2 separate regions of the Homo sapiens genome follow, and region 1 is linked to region 2. A link is an interaction called in ENCODE POLR2A ChIA-PET data of the cell type or tissue named here. Cell type or tissue: A673. All regions are shown on one strand. Links, peaks and the distances in the headings refer to the core of each region. The heading gives the core; the rest is flanking DNA. Region 1 has its middle 120 kb from the start of PDCD6IP. Region 2 overlaps LINC01811 (long intergenic non-protein coding RNA 1811).

What was found. ChIA-PET counts read pairs that join two places held together with the same protein. Peaks named below come from ENCODE experiments on the same cell type or tissue, not always from the same donor. Only the 100,000 strongest peaks of a DNase experiment are listed, where the experiment ranks them.
Region 1: POLR2A ChIA-PET joins it to region 2 with 10 read pairs; 2 of 35 experiments call an interaction of 5 or more read pairs at or near these places.

What each region holds. Positions count from the first base shown.
Region 1 is chr3:33,919,399-33,922,319 of GRCh38, forward strand. No RefSeq gene overlaps it. Among named protein-coding and RNA genes, the nearest start is that of PDCD6IP, 120 kb to the left of the region's middle. In A673, for the core only: a CTCF peak has its summit at 963; DNase peaks (open chromatin) are centred at 513, 1,313 and 2,383; H3K27ac peaks cover 2,500 bases.
Region 2 is chr3:34,236,550-34,239,470 of GRCh38, forward strand. All of the region lies in intron 2 of LINC01811 (long intergenic non-protein coding RNA 1811), which reads left to right. Among named protein-coding and RNA genes, the nearest start is that of LINC01811, 79 kb to the left of the region's middle. In A673, for the core only: no CTCF peak of the experiment used is centred there; a DNase peak (open chromatin) is centred at 1,632; H3K27ac peaks cover 1,333 bases.

The sequences.
Region 1 (2,921 bases), core at 293-2,792, 320 kb before region 2:
AGGAGGGAGAGGATACAGGGGTGAATCACAGGGCAGGCTAGCTAGGAGGCGAGAACAGCCAGCAGTCTGGATGAGCACTTCAGCCCTCATCACACTTGTGCCAGCCCTGGCCCTTCCACTGTGGAAGTTTCCAGTTTCTCATTGTCATTCTGATGAATGCCCTCAAGGAACGCAGCCATGATCATTTCTCAGACTGCTGCACTGTTTGGATGCAAAGGACTGTATCTTTTTGTTGTTTCTTGATTGTTGTAAATTCTTAGTTCAGAATGCTCTTTCTTTGTCAAAGACATAAAATTTTGCTTCTCAGACAGTGTTTGGGTAATAAATCTGTATGTGTGAATGAGCGTGAGCTGGAGCTTGTCTTTGGAAAGCAAATGTCTTTAGTCTTTAGCCACCCAGCAGGCACCCCGAACAGCTGCCTCACATCTTAGCTTCCAGGACGGTGTTGACCCCCACTGGCTGGGTACCACAAGTTTTCTGTTTCTGAGCTCTTAGCCAGGGTGGAGCCCTACCCTTCCAGAGATGTGCCTTTGTGCTTAAGCTGGCAAGAATGCAATCAGCCTAGTTAAAATTTTGATAATCCACTTGATCCATCCCAGTTATAGGCTCAAATCCCAGGAGGCATCTTATAGACCTGAGCCTTATTTCTCTGGAGTTTATAGGAGACCTTCCAGAGCATATAGCATCATACTGTTTTCTTATTAGCCACCTAAATTCTGAATTAGAGTCTAATTTTCTCCAAACCCTACTCGTCTCTGTGCTGGTCCCAGCCTCTGGGTGCCTGGAGACCTGACTCATTTATATCTGTAAAAAATGCCCAGTGTCTTTTGATGGTATATTTAATGGATTAGGGGATAGGTTTGCTTTCTGAGTGACAATGATTAACACCAGCATTGTTTACCTTAAGTAGACCTGGGTTTTGAAAATCAAAAACAATAAGCAGATTTTCATGCCTTTTTCAAGAGTTGACTAACAGGCTTCCTGTGGGGGCACTAGCTAGCTGTCTGATCTGAAAGGGTTTATTTTTAAAAGTAATATAGGAAATGGTTTGTGGAAAGAAAATGCAAATTTCTACTTTCTAAATAATACTTACCATTTGTTGCATCTCTTATGTGCCAGATACTTCTCTAGGTATTCCGTATATATTTTCTCTAATCCTTACCCAAATCTTACAGGATAAATGTTATCTCCATTTTACAGAGGCGGAAACTGTAACTGAAATAGGATGGATGGGTTGCCTGAGATTCCACAGACAGGAAATGGCATAACTCAAACTCAAACCCTTGTAGGTGTGACTTGGAGGTCTTGGGTGTAACATCACATTATACTGCCCCTCTGGACTGACACTTCAGCTATCTCACACTTTAAGGACAGGTAGAACTTTAGAAAGAACCGAAACGCAAAGAAGTTGACAAATGAGATATGTGACCCAGCCAACATGTGGTTATTCATCTTAAATGGTAAAGCCCCATATTTCCTTCCTTCCTTCCTTCCTTCCTTCCTTCCTTCCTTCCTTCCTTCCTTCCTTCCTTCCTTTCTTTCTTTTTTTTTTTTTTGGGAGACGGAGTCTCGCTGTCACCCTGGCTGGAGTGCAGTGGTACGATCTTGGCTCACTCCAACCTCTGCCTCCCAGGTTCAAGCAATTCTCCCACCTCAGCCTCCTGAGTAGCTGGGATTACAGACTTCTGCCACCATGCCGGCTAATTTTTATATTTTCAGTAGAGACGGGGTTTCTCTGTGTTGGCCAGGCTGGTCTCGAAAACTCCTGACCTCAGGTGATCCGCCCGCCTTGGCCTCCCAAAGTGCTGGGATTACAGGCCTGAGCCACCGTGCCCTGCCCAAAGCCCCATGTTTTCTTTAGCTAAAAGTTTCCATCTCCTTCCTTACTAGACATTAAGAATAAAAAAGTTCAAAACAATTTAGTTAAAATTTGTCTATTTATCGTTTAATGGGTTCAAAATCCAACAGAGATAAGAAAGCATATAAAGAAAAAAGACGAATGTTCGAGGTGATGGATATCCCAGTTACCCTGATTTGATCATGACACATTGTATACATGTATCAAAATATCACATGTACCCACCCAATATATACAACTCTTACAGACCAATAAAAAATTTAAAAAGTAAAAAGCCCAGCTCCCACCCCTGGGATGGTTCTCTTAGGCCTTTTTGTAGGCCTATGTCAATATGATGGATAGCAAAAATGGTCAAAGTTTCTCTCCTTCCACTACCTATCCCTCTTTTCTCTGTGACTTTGAAGCTGCTTCTGTCAAGAAGTGGAGTCTGCTTCCCCATCCCTTGAATCTGGGCTGGCCCTGTGACCAGCTCTGTTCAGTGGAATGTGGCAGCAGTGACTAAGTGCCAGTTCCCATCCTAGGTCTTATGCGCTTGCTTTCTTTTTCTCAGAAACTTGCTGAGCTACCTACTACCGTGTAGGCAGGCCCAGGCTAGGCTTCTGGAGGATGAGAGACTACATGGAGCTGATGAATTGCCTTAGCAAGTACAGAAGCCCTGAGGACAAAGGATGTTTTATGTGTGTGACTTGAGCAGCTAGGAGGTCAGGGTGAACTGAGTGTTGAGATATGATGTAGCTATTAACCCTGTAAGCCAAAATGAGGACTTCAAGTTTTATTCTAAGTGTGTGATAGCAATGAATGAACAAATGGGCAAATAAAAAAGTGAATGCAGGAGTGAATGATACCAGCAGGTGAAAAGAGCAGCCATTGCTTGACATGTACAACTCATCTAGGATTTGAAACTCAGAGAAGATCCAATCCCATACTGCTCAGTGACAGGATCACAATGAACATGGTTGGTGAAATTAAAGAGACCAATCTGTGGGTACCATGTAACTTAATCTCTGTTGGTTTCTTTCATCATTTGGAATCCTTGGTGGACATTAGATGAGTCTTGGTATTG
Region 2 (2,921 bases), core at 281-2,780:
ACACATGTTGCCTTAACTCCTGTTCAGGTAATTTCTGAGTATTACAATCTCATCTTGCATGTAGAAAAATGATACTTGGTTATGAAACATTTGGTGAATAAGTAGGGGAGGGGGCTAACATTCTGCATTCATTGGGGAGGGATTTAATATTCTATCTTCATTATAGAATAGTTGGGAGTAGAGATAGAAAGTAGAGAGAGGTTGCTCTTCAATTTTTAGTTCTGTTATTAATTTTTACATGTAGTTTTCTCGGGATCATACCTATTCTTTGTGGATTCATGGATTGCCTTTTAGCCTAAATTTATGTGATAGTGTGAAGTTTCTTCACCCTTTGCTGTATTTTCACTGATATTTCAGTGAGAAGATAGACGGAAAAGGCATGTATTGGGGCTGCCAGCCAAAAGTCACTTCAAACCAGAAAACTCATTTTTGTGAGTATTATAACATTCAGCTATTTCTGTGTAACAAGACATCTCCAAATTTGATGACTTTAATAATAATAATAATAATAATAATAATAATTCTGGCTAATTTGTGGTTTTCTAAGCATTAACTACCCCAGCTGGGTTTGGCTGGGCAGCCTTTCTTTCCTTGTCAGTCTGACCAGGCTTAGTTCCTTACTATAGATTGGACTCAGGTCTGCTGTCTATATTTTATTCTAGAGCCCAAGCTGAGTATCTGAGGAAGCTGTATTCATTGCAATAAAAGACGTGCAAGAGAGATGATAGAAACACATTTTTCTTCTTAATGCCTAGGTTTGGAATTGGCACACCTGGATCCAGCTTTTATTAGCCAAAACAAGTCACATGACAGCCCAAATCAAGGAACAAAGATTTCTATTCTGTCTCAGGTGGAAAGTACTGCAAAATCACATGACAAAGAGTATGGAATTGGGGGTGGGCGGGGGTGGAGAGCCAAAAATTGTAGCCAAAATATCAGTTTATCCAAAGCATGCGGTTACTATGCAAAGTATGGAGTTCCTTGCTTGTGTGTAGTTACTATGCCAAGCCTTTTCCACCAATTGTTCATGTCTCCCACTTTCCCCAACACTTCTACAAAATAAATTTCCTTCTACTTCATAATGTGAAAACTGATGTTGAGGGATTTTTCAGTGACTTGCCTACCATCAAACATCTTTTAAAGATTTAACTGGGATTTGAAACTAGGTCTTTTCATCCAGCAAGTCTATGCTTTTCCAACTCTACTCTTCCAAATTGAAGTTTTCATCTAAATCCCATGGTTGTTCAGCCCCTGGGAAACACATAGTGCTCATAGAAGAAAATCAGAGACAGAACCAGAAGTTATAAGCCATCTGACATTTGGAAACCTACTATCAGCTACTCCCTAAGACAGAAGAAGGTGAAAGAGGCACCTCTGGGAAGAATTGTGATTTTGTTAATGACAGTGGAGTTTGTGCCAGGTATCAGTTAAAGCCTCTGGGTAACCTTGTAACTTGGTGTTGGCTGTATCACAAGGGCTTGGAAGAGTGATGGAGAAAAGACCTTGAGAAAAACAACTCCAACCACATCTGCTGTCCCTCAGTTAACATTTCAACATCTGTTGTACAGAGCGGGTTAGCAGAGGAGAGAACCTCAGCTTTGGAGGCATATATAATAATGAGTCATACAGTCATTAATGTGTGAACCCCAGGCAGGGAGCTCACATTTTGTGTGAAAGAAGAATTTTTGTTCAGTTATAAGCACTCCCCTACTGGGTCTGGAATTGCTCTCTGCACCAAAAATGCCAGACTTCATTTTATTTGAATTTAAAAGGACCTTCACAAACATTTTGGCTTAAATATAAAAGAAAACTTTTCATAAGAGAAAAGAAATTAGAAAAAAAGATTAGTAGAATGTAGTTTCACTGAAAATGCCCCCAATGAAAATAAAGTTAAAAATAATAAGAATATGCTGTGTCCCAGCCCAATCTCTACACCCCTTTCTCAGTTATTGTTTGAATAAAGGAGAACAAAGAAAGAAGTCTGATAGATACAGATTATTTGTATTTTTTCAACAGAAATGAAAATGAAAGTTTCTTTTATCTCTCTCCTATTGTCGTCTTGCAATTTCACTTGACCTTCTCATTAGTTATAACTGGACTGTACAGTTACCTGGAGTTGGTCATATTGTCCTTGAAAAAGGATTAGTTTTACCACTTTTTCCTACTGGGCAGAAGCAGAGACAACCAGGGGCAAATTGGCACATATGGGTACCTGACCAAGGCTTTCTGATTGTCCCAACCAGAAGACATTGTAAAAGCATTAAAGATGGGGAAATCAACTCCATGGTTAACAACAAACCCTAACTTTCTTACCTGCCTGGGGGATGGACGGAACTCTAGAACTTTCATTGGAGAGGTTAATCTGTACTGGAGTATGACTTGGGAAATAAGTCTCTAAATAAAATCATCTTGGAAGAAGTTGAAGTCATCAGGGGGCTCTGCACATCTTTTCTTACTTCTCTTCAAATTATGTTCTCCAGACCATTAACATTCAAGGAAACTTCATCTAATGCCTATCTGTGTTTGTCATTCCATTGGTGGCATAATGAGGTAATGATGTTTTAGGCAGAAAGACTCTCAATCTTAACATTATATGCACTCTGATAAGCCTTAGAAATATATATGAATAAGTACAGGTCCATACACATTTTCTGTTGTGTACGTGTAAGCTTTTCTCTTGAAGGATTTTTTGTATTGGGCAGTACCTTAGAGTGGTAAGTATGATCGTGGTTACCTTTTGGATAAGCATAAACAGCTCATCTAAGTAGCAATATCTGAAACTTTTCAGTAAGTTCTTAGAGCTGGCCATAGGCAATATCTCTAAAATTTGCTAACTAGGGTTACACTGCCGCTTATTTGTCCCATTGCCTGCTCCGAGAGCTCTAACCACCCACTCCTAACCTGGTATGACCCTTGTTGCC